2 separate regions of the Homo sapiens genome follow, and region 2 is linked to region 1. A link is a contact called in ENCODE Hi-C or POLR2A ChIA-PET data. All regions are on one chromosome and are shown on one strand. Each heading gives the region's core, a stretch centred on a gene start or an enhancer-like site at or near the end of the contact. The rest is flanking DNA. Distances are from core to core; before and after follow the strand shown.

Evidence for each region. A loop is a pair of places that touch in the nucleus more often than their neighbours do. ChIA-PET counts read pairs that join two places held with the same protein, here RNA polymerase II (POLR2A). Pooled maps may share reads with other maps.
Region 2: a map of PC-3 shows a loop between it and region 1 (2.4-fold over the local background). The contact joins two enhancer-like sites. A Hi-C loop is called at or near these places in 2 of 168 maps with a recorded cell type or tissue (PC-3 and PC-9) and 2 of 50 pooled maps. POLR2A ChIA-PET finds 5 or more read pairs at or near these places in 2 of 52 experiments (AG04450 and PC-9).

The regions. Positions count from the first base shown.
Region 1 is chr5:58,186,207-58,191,203 of GRCh38, reverse strand. LOC105378983 (a long non-coding RNA gene) reads left to right here. Exons shown (of 4, transcript XR_948350.2): 4 at 2,763-4,499. Among named protein-coding and RNA genes, the nearest start is that of LINC02101, 66 kb to the right of the region's middle. Within about 2 kb of position 2,808, at least 5 of the 41 ENCODE cell types and tissues checked have a DNase peak (open chromatin) inside an H3K27ac peak, as active enhancers do; they include PC-3 and PC-9, where a contact is called at or near this core.
Region 2 is chr5:57,822,098-57,827,080 of GRCh38, reverse strand. No RefSeq gene overlaps it. Among named protein-coding and RNA genes, the nearest start is that of LINC02225, 75 kb to the left of the region's middle. Within about 2 kb of position 2,925, at least 4 of the 41 ENCODE cell types and tissues checked have a DNase peak (open chromatin) inside an H3K27ac peak, as active enhancers do; they include PC-3 and PC-9, where a contact is called at or near this core.

The DNA.
Region 1 (4,997 bases), core at 1,559-4,058:
CTGAGAGCCTATTCTGTGCCTGGCTATGCAAAGCATGGTATTACAAACATGTATGATATAGATCAAGCCCCCACCTCATGGAGCTTAGTCTGGTGAGGGAAATGAACATTAAGCAAATAATCACAAAGTAAATACACAATTTCAAATTGTAAAAAATGCTACAAAAGAAAAAAATTACTTAACAGAGGAAATCATAATGTCAGAAAGGCAAAGGATCATGGAACCTTTGAAACTGATGGGGGTCATTGTGATTGGAGGATGTGGACCCAGGAGAAGAGAGGAAAGAGATGCAAAAGGAGAACTCGGTAGCCAACGTCCTGTCAAAACGAGGGTTCAATAGATATGGAAACAGCATTAGGTGCAAGGCCATGGCACCCCCAGCCACTGACCCTGAGATTGATTGGGTACTTCTTCCTGAGAGAAACTCAAAGGAGATACAAGAATGAAAACAAATTTAGGGAAGGAACACTTTAGTAATTAACAAGACACAGTCAGGGAACTATTTTGCTCAGGGAAATTAAATTCTGCTGACTTAGAACTTAAGCAGATGAAAAAGACTCTCTGTGTATGTTTACCCTTAAAGGACAAGTTTTTAATTTTGCAGATTTTGCCAATGCAATAAAAGAAAAAAAAATACAGTAAAACCAGAGAGAAGAAAACAGAAATGGAGTAGAGAACATTAATCTACTTTGAGGAGGATGACATCCAAGCGTGGGAAGGGTTCTAATCTGCTTCTTTAAAAATCAGCCTTCTTCCTTTATCCCCATATGTTTCTGTGAACTCAATCTGCAAGCAGCCAGGAAAGAAGAGATCAAATGTATGAGCGGGGCAAGGGAAGTACCTGTTTTCATGTGTATTACCCCATTTGTATGATTTGCTCCACAGTTTTGAGAACGTCTTAAAATATCTGAAAAATGCATTGAATAGTAATTGTGAGAAGACACAGTAGGTGAATTGGACAATTATTCTCATGATTAGCAACAAATACTAAGAAGGAGGAAAACAATTATCTAGACATGAAGCTGTCCCCTGTAGAATAATTTACAATGTCCTTCTGCACATTTTGTCACTTCTGTTTGTTTGAGTCTATAATGTGCTTATGAAAGTGTTGTCTGTCTTGGCACACACATCAGAGGAGTCCAGGTAGAACCTAGAAATGTAGTTACCCAAATTAGGTGATGGTCAGCTTAAAAATCACTTTAAATGGCATGCTTATACAGTGACTAAGTTGATGTTTGTGTGTGGCCTTATTCATCTGTTACCATATTTACCCAGTGTGATTTTGGGGGAAAAATGAATGCCCTCCTAGTCAGTCATACTCCTCTTCATCAATATTAGTTCTGATTACTTCAACTGAATTTCTTAATGATTTGATGTTTAATGTTTAAAGCCTAATTGTTTATCAGCTATTGAAAATAATACATGGCTACTAATTAAGATGCTTTAAAATATACCAGTGATTTTTATTTCTTTAAAACAATAACTTAAAACAATAGCTATTAAACTCTAGATAACTAAAATTGGAAATTATTACCCAACAGAAACTCCACACCTGATCTCCAACTGACAGGAGTAGGGCTTTATCAGAATATCTGAGAGGGAGAGACAGAGATTCTGCTCCCTCCATCTCGTTAGCCCCTGCTGAGCCAGAACATGTGATCTGAAGCAGAAATGGAAGGAAAAGCAGTTTTTGCAATGCTATAGAGACAGAGTGCCCTATCCCTACCAGCCTGTAAGTTGGAAGTTCCATGGTGTCACAAAAACTAATTAATACTAAAGTTAGTACTTACTCTTCCTTTCTTATTTTCCCAGGAGGATTACTGTGAATAGGCTTGCCTCCTAGGCCACTCAGAATTTGTATGTTGACAAAATATGTCTCCTTTGGACATGTAAGGAGATATAAAATGTATGCAAAGTCACATCATATTATTTGACTGGGCATTCCATTTTGTCAGTTTATATTTTATACTTTATTATTTTAGGGGCAAACATCTATAAAAACAGGGTTCTGTATTGTCACTCGGGTTTGGTTCATGCTCAGAGTTTTCTTAACAGCATTCCTGTTGTTGTATAACTTTAAAATTAGATGAGAACAAAAATTTCACTCTGAAGCCGGAACAACATGGAACCTGGATTTTGGGTTAAATTGCTTAAAAGAATAATCCCCACTTTCTTTCTTTTTTCTGATGACTATGTTTTGGGGCTACTCCTAAGTCTTGTCCTCTGAGGCCACCAAGCCATGCATATCTAATCCAATAAAATTAGAACGTGAGATTCTCCAAAGATTCCAAGTGTCTTAAGGCACTGAAAATACAGACATGATGTTTTCATATAATTCTACACAGTTATTATTACAAAGTGATTTATTTTAACTTTAGATTAGGGAAAAGAAAATTTGTATGTAATTTAGTTTTAAAATAATATATGTTAAAAATAATTTAAATAATAAATTAAATTGAATCCTTAAAAGAATAATTGCAGATTTGGAAGAAAAAAGCTTTATCCAAGACTGTGGATACTTTAAGGAGTCTGTTAGCTTACTTTCCCTTTACTTTCAATTTGCAATTGTTGGAAACTATACTGGATATCCACCACTAAAACACAATCAGCTCTTGCTTAGATTAAAAATTTCTAAGGCCTTTAGCTTTGATTTCAGTTTTGCAATATGCTGTAACTGCCAGGACAGTGACCCCTGGTGAAGACAAAGGTTTGAGTATCAGATCGCTTGATATGATTAAGCACATTCCTGTTTCATTCCACAGATACCAATATTAAGTCAGACGTGAAACTCCCTTTTGATGCCTATCACTATGCTCTGACTCGCTGCACAACTTAACCTCTTGGTGACTCCAGTTCCTTGTTTGCAAGTGGAGATGAACAGGTCTGCTGTGAGGATTGAATAGAATAATACATGTAAAAGATGCGTTATTTGCTTGATACCCAGCCTGGTACACATGAAGGATTACTAAATAGTTTACATGAACATTATTACTACCTAATTGTTTTTAATTCAGGAAAATGTAGAAGCTACAACATCAGAATATGCTTCTGTAGTAGTACTTTTGCCTCTAGTTCAGTACCCTGTCAACCACCACATGAAGTGGTGTAACAAGACATAATTGAAACACTATTGTAATGAAAGGAACACTAGACATGCAGTCAGAAATCTGGGCTCAATTTCTGAAATGCATGTAGCATTTACCATATGCCAGGTACTGCTGTTAAGTATTTAACATACATTAACCTAAGCTGTCATAACAATCCAGTAAGGTAGGTGCTGTTATTACCCTCATTTTCTGATGAGGACACTGATACAAAAGAAGTTAAGTAACTTGCTCCAAATTATACATATTTGGCAAGCTATGGAGCCAGAATTTGAACCCAGACAGGCAGCTTCCAGTCCATGCTTCATAGCCTTTGGACTCTGTGAGCTTCAGTTTTCCCAACGGCACAATGAGAATAATAATCTTACAGTCATCTCACAGAGTCCTTGCAAGAATTTAATATGATGGTAAATCTAAACTGCCCTGGAACTGAAAAAGACTGTACAAATATAAAGGATTATTGTTATTAAGATTCTTAACCAAAATGCATCACTATCTGTATAAACAATGAGACAGGGTATAGCTGAAGTAATACCACTAAAGATGTGATGTTATAAGCATTCCAAGTGCCAAGTGCCAACAAAAATATTTTTCCCAGTGAACCTCAATATCTCAATGTTATTACCTGAAAGAGAAATTGAAATTATTTATCATTTTTTGAAGGTACTATTTGAACACTTAAAATTGTTTACTCTCTAACTTTTAGAGTTAATATTTTTTCAGAATGTCAAAGAAGCTCTTCTTACATGTTCAGAAGTGACTGTAGCAGGGCATGTTTAAATGGGCATGTAAATGTGAAGTCCTGTCCTATGAATGGTAAACTCACAGAGTGAATTCATTTTGCCTTTTGGGTCAGTGTAATTACCTATTGATTTTTAGGAAAGAAAGAAAAACTGACATTCACAACCTTTGCTCTTTAATTTCTGAACAGAATTACGGCCTAAATGGAAGAATGATGTTGTTTATCTGTTAGCACCTTTCAGAGACAAGGCCAATACTTCAAATTACTTGTGCATAATTGGTGCTCAGTAAACATTTTTGGGTTAAAAGCTTAACCCCATACAGATAGTTCCTGCTCCATTAGACAGATTCATATCACATTCCTAATCAAGCCTCTGATAGGCAATATGCAAAAAAATAGCAACTGTAAACCTTTATATCATTCAAAGTTATAAAATTATAGTCTAAGACATCAGTGGACATCAGCATGCAGCAGTTTTTAAAATTATGTAAGTCTCAATGTGCTGTGAAGTATTAAAAACTATTACCTCAACTGGGCTTGAAATTGCTTCCAGCTAAACAATGAATATTAAATTAAATAATAATGGTTTTTTTGCCTCTTAGAATTTATAAATGCACTGGACTTTGCTTTGGGTAGACCACTTTTTTTTAAAGAAAGAGAGAGGAAAAGAAAAAAGGACAGAAAGGAAGTAAAATAAAACCTGTAAGAATGTTGGAAATAAAATTTCCCCCATATACTGTTGGTAAATATCATTGTACCAAAAAAACACATTGATAAAGACATTGTTGACCTCCAAATTGCATTGCAAAACTCATGCTTTTCAAAATAGTTTTGTAAAAATTTATGAAAATCTTACTAAAGATGTTAGTTATGAAGAAATGGGTAGTTGTTCATTTGAGTCTCCACCTCTTTTCTATTATTTTAATGCTATATATATATATATATATATATATTTCTATAGAACTTCTAGGGTGCACTTTATTCAGGCTTTCCAAGGTTATATGTAAAAAAATGGTTAACATGAACTATATAAATCATAGGCCCAAATTGTTGAACAATGTAGTCATCATAACTTCTATAAGTGTAGTATCAAAATCAAGGTATAATTGTAGAACTCTTATCAACTTCAGTGCTCTAAATAGAAAGTTAAC
Region 2 (4,983 bases), core at 1,676-4,175, 360 kb after region 1:
ATAAAAATGCTTTTTTAATCTTAAATGTTGTTCTACCTATTTCTATTTTTGAATAAAAATAGAACATTATTGAGTTAGAGAATGAAAAAGGCTATGACTAGGCTACAGGCTAACGTCAAGGATGCAGAGATAGTTCTAAAGAGGTTTAAGAGTAGTAAAGGCAGGTGCAGTGGCTCATGCCTGTAATCCCAGCATTTTGGGAGGGCAAGGTGGGAGTATCACTGGAGCCCAGGAGTTCGAGACCAGCCTGAGCAACATGGTGAAACCCCATCTCTACTAAAAATACAAAAAAAAAAAAAGTTAGCCAGGCATGGTAGTGCATGCTTGTAGTCCTAGCTACTTGGGAGGCTGAGGTGGGAGGATTGCTTGAGCCAGGAGGCAAAGGTTTCAGTGAGCATGGGTGACAGAGCAAGATCCTGTCTCAAAACAAAACAAAACAAAACAAACAAACAAACAAAGAGATTAGATCAAGCTGTAAATTTGCTGTCTTAGGTAATATGAAAAGCTGCAAGTGGAGATAAGGAGCTGAAGCGATCATTCATGAACACTAACCTCTTAGCTGGGTGGAGAAAAATGGCAAGAAGCAGCTGGGTGTGGTGGCTCACGCCTGTAATTCCAGCACTTTGGGAGGCCAAGGATGGTAGATCACCTGAGGTCAGGGGTTCGAGACCAGCCTGGCCAACATGGCGTAACTCCATCTCTACTAAAAATACAAAAATTAGCCAGGGGTGGTGGCCCATACCTATAATCCCAGCTACTCAGGAGGCTGAAGTGGGAGAATCTCTTGAACCTGGGAGGCAGAGGTTGCAGTGAGCTGAGATCACACCATTGCACTTCAGTCTGGGCAACAGAGCAAGACACTGTCTCAAAAAAAAAAAAAAAAGGCTACAAGCAACCCAATTATTATCCATTTACCAAAGCATAGTAAACCCAATGTTATCCAGGATACTAATCTTGTTCAGTGTTTTATCAGCATCACAATACAATGGTTTTAAATTAAATTTAAATGCAACAAGCATTCCTATTCATGAATACCATCACCAAGCTATGAATGAAGCTAGAGATCTTCTTCAGATTGCTAGAGAAGCCAAGATAAAAGCATAGATTAGGAACACCTATAGTGACCCAGAGAGTACCACCATTTCTCAACTCTTCTCAGATAGGACTCTGGAGATGGCTTAGTGATTCTTCTCTTAATGCTATTTAGATAATGCAAAAACATGGGCCTCAACATGGAGCATCTGAAGGTGGAATATATCCAAACAACAGGCAGAGTCCTGCCTAACACAGGATTAACAAACTTGATACAGACATGGAGTTGTTCTTCTGCAGAGCTGCAACAGACAAGTTAGCTAAGTGATTGTTTGAGAGCTTCTTCTGAAATAGAAGGAAGATTCACTCATTCGTCTCTGGGCTCAGGGGAGGAAGAATTTGAACCCAAGTTTTACTAATAATCCTTCCATTTTGTTGAAAATATTGACCATTAAATGCTACATATTAAAATTGTTATCAGGAATCAACATATAGTTCAAGTCATCAAGTTTATCAGTCAAAGGGTAAAGAGAATAGGAAAGAAAGGATCAAAGAGAGACTGGAGAAGCACTACAGGAGTGGGAAATTATGGGCTGTGCAGGCTAATGAATCTGTATCAGATTCAACAACTTCCTAGCTGAATGGCCTAGAGCAAATTCCTTAACTATCGAGTTTCCTTTCTACAGTGGTCAATGGAGGCAAGACACCTATTGTAAAGAGTAGTGATGCAGAACAAATGAGATAAATTATGCTTATTGGCTGGCATGCAGAGCCAGGGTCTACCCATGTGTAAAGGAATGTGGTTGAGGAAGCAAGCAAATATGTAGTGGTTGGATTAAATATTTATATAAGTTCCTGAATGTAGAAATAGTTGTAAAATAAACCATTTCAGTAGACTCACCAGCAACTGCTTTTCTACTTTAAAAAATTACACTTTGTTATGCACTCATGAAATGTACTAAAACTATTAGCAAGACACACCCAACTGGCAGCTGCGGGAAAGAGGAATTAGGAATAAAGGCTTTTGGCTCCATGTTTTCTTCCTGAACCAGGTGTTACCATTAACAAGACATTCTCCATATTCTTTTCATCTTTGCATTTATCATGTTGAACTGATACCAAATGGAGGGGACGAATTTGTAGGAGTATGGTTTTTCCCCATGCTCTGTCCTCTCCACATCCACAGGCACCCAGATACATAGACACACACTCCACACACACAGACACACTCCTCCCCAGAGACACATATGCAATCATAGATACACATATATTCACACATACGCCCTTTTCAGACTGTCTTGACCCACACATAATCTCACTTAACTTATTAGGAGATACAAGGGTTTCTAAATGATTTCCAAAAGAATATATATACTTCTTAAAAAATTTATAGACTAAATTTTAAAAATTATTTATGATTTTCCCAAAAACCAGCTATACTTTTCTTTTTACTTGACATTAGGTTATGCTGCTTAAACAAATAGAAGATGTATCATAAGTATCATACCAGTTACTGGATTTAAATCTGATAATTTTTTTTTTTAGCTACTAAGATAGTCAACAGGAGAAAGTTCTGTTCAAAATTGAATACTTGGCAATGAATTTTAATAATAGATTGGTATCTGTATTCTATAGGTGTGCAGTACAGATTATTGTAAAGGAAAAAAAAACAATCCTGCATTTCATCTATGACCGAAGACAGGGAAAATATGACAAAGAAAGAAACAAGACAGCCTACTCTCCTTATATAGGGAGTAGAAGCAATGGAATGAGGTGGAGATGATAGTAATTGAATGAACAAGGCTACCGACAGAGTGACTCTCAGGATAGTCATGCAGACCAGGCAGCAGCCCAATGATTAGAGAGCACCACCTTGAACCACAAAGCTTTCATATTTCCATAGTGAGAAAGAATCAATATGTGGGAACAGAACTTGAAAAGACTAGTATGAAAGTGCAGAATTACAAGAGTTTTCTCAAATACATGTGTTATATTTGATCCATGACTACACAAACCTCTGAGGAAAGTCCCACCACTGCATTTGACAACCATTCTAAGTGCAGAGAAAGAAGAGATTGTTTAACATATATTTTGTAGAAAATATTGTTCCATTGACATATATGCTGTTAAGCAATGCACAGAAACATCTCCCATTAGCTCTTATTCTGTGTTCTCTCTATTCAACAATAATTTCAGTTCATACAGTGACCCTCTTCCACAATACTGTGCATCCTGCCTTGCCTAGTACATTGCTGTACACAGTTTGTTATTTAATGCCAAAAGGGGACATTTAGTTCACTTTTCTTCAGTACTTTAATTATGCTGAAGACTCCAGTGTTAATGGTGAATACAGGAAAGACTTCAACTAGGAGTGATCATATAGACCAAGTAGCAGCTATGGTCTAAAATCAACATGTTGGGAGGATTAAATGAGATAATGTCTGTGAAAGTACTTGTAAAAGGGAGCACACTAATAACTGTTATGAAGACATGGTTGGTAAATTTAATAGATGCAAATATAAATTTCTTGCATCCACATTACAATACATCCATTGTATGAACAACAGATGAGAGAGACCTGTCTGGAGAGCATTTCAACAGAAACCAGAAGTCTCACTTGGCTGGTGAAAAGGTTTAGGTAATCTGTAATTATAGGTAGGTAGATCACATCTGGGCTATCGTATTTATTTTGGGGAGCCACGTTTTAAGAGTGTTCAAGAGTGTATGATCAAACTGGACCTCACTCCTCACTCTCATAGAAGAGAGTGGCCAAGTTAAAGAGAAGTTAAAAGCTTTTATCATATGGGGCGTGGTTGAAAGAGATGGAAGTAAATAGCTGTCCTCAAACATTTGAAGAAAACAGAACTAGGATGAGGTACAAAAGGACAAAACAAAATTGAGGTGGAAGTTACATAATGGTAGAATTCAGCTCAATATAAGAGAAAACTTCTAATCATGAGAACTCTCTGAAAATATATAATAGATTGGCCCTCTCTTCCTTCATTTCTTTTTCCTCCTTCCCTTTCTCACTCCCTCTCTCCCTCCCTTCGTCCTTTCCTCCCTTCCTTTTTCACTAATTACAACACTGACCTTTTCAGAGCAGTCTCTGAGTGTCTACCACATGGTGAAAGGTACTTCCTCAGCGTGGCTGCCATGTTCTGTAGTGTGTGTTTCTATCCACTGGCCATGGCTGACTGGAACAGGAATGGCGCCAGCCAATGAGCTGGCTGAGCCTGAAATACCTGCCTAAAAGAGGCCCTCTATTCAGGATAATGGTTAATGAAGCCAAACAGATTCTCTCTATTTCCTTTTTTCTTTCTTTTTTATTTTTTTTGAGGTGGAGTCTCACTCTGTCGCCCAGGCTGGAGTGCAGCGGCATGATCTCAGCTCACTGCAGCCTCCACCTCCTGGGTTCAAGCAATTCTCCTGCTTCAGCCTCCTGAGTAGCTGGGATTACAGGTGCCTGCCACCACACCTGGCTAATTTTTGTATTTGTAGTAAAGATGAGGTTTTACCATATTGGCCAGGTTGGTCTCCGAGCTCCTGACCTCAAGTGATCCACCCTCCTCGGCCTCCCAAAATGCCGGGATTACAGGTGTGAGCCACCATGCCCGTCTGATCCTCTCTCTTTTAAAATTGGATTTTTATAGGCACATAAAAAGAATCTTCTAGTTGACAGCAGCCGGAGAAGTAGAAACAGAGAGAACAAGAGCAAGACAAGAGGAAGATAAGGAGCAAGAGAAAACCTGCAGCAACAGGGAACCAGGCAGAGGTGAAGAGTCAGGATCAATGAAAACAGGATTTAAGAAATGCTGGTTTAATATCGTATGTAGATGACAAATTAACAGTTATAGGTCTGTGTCCTGACTAGTATTCAAGGGTCTGATGTGGAGGCTTGACTGTGATGTTAGTTGTATCATCCATGGTTCCACTTATAAGATCTTTTCTTTC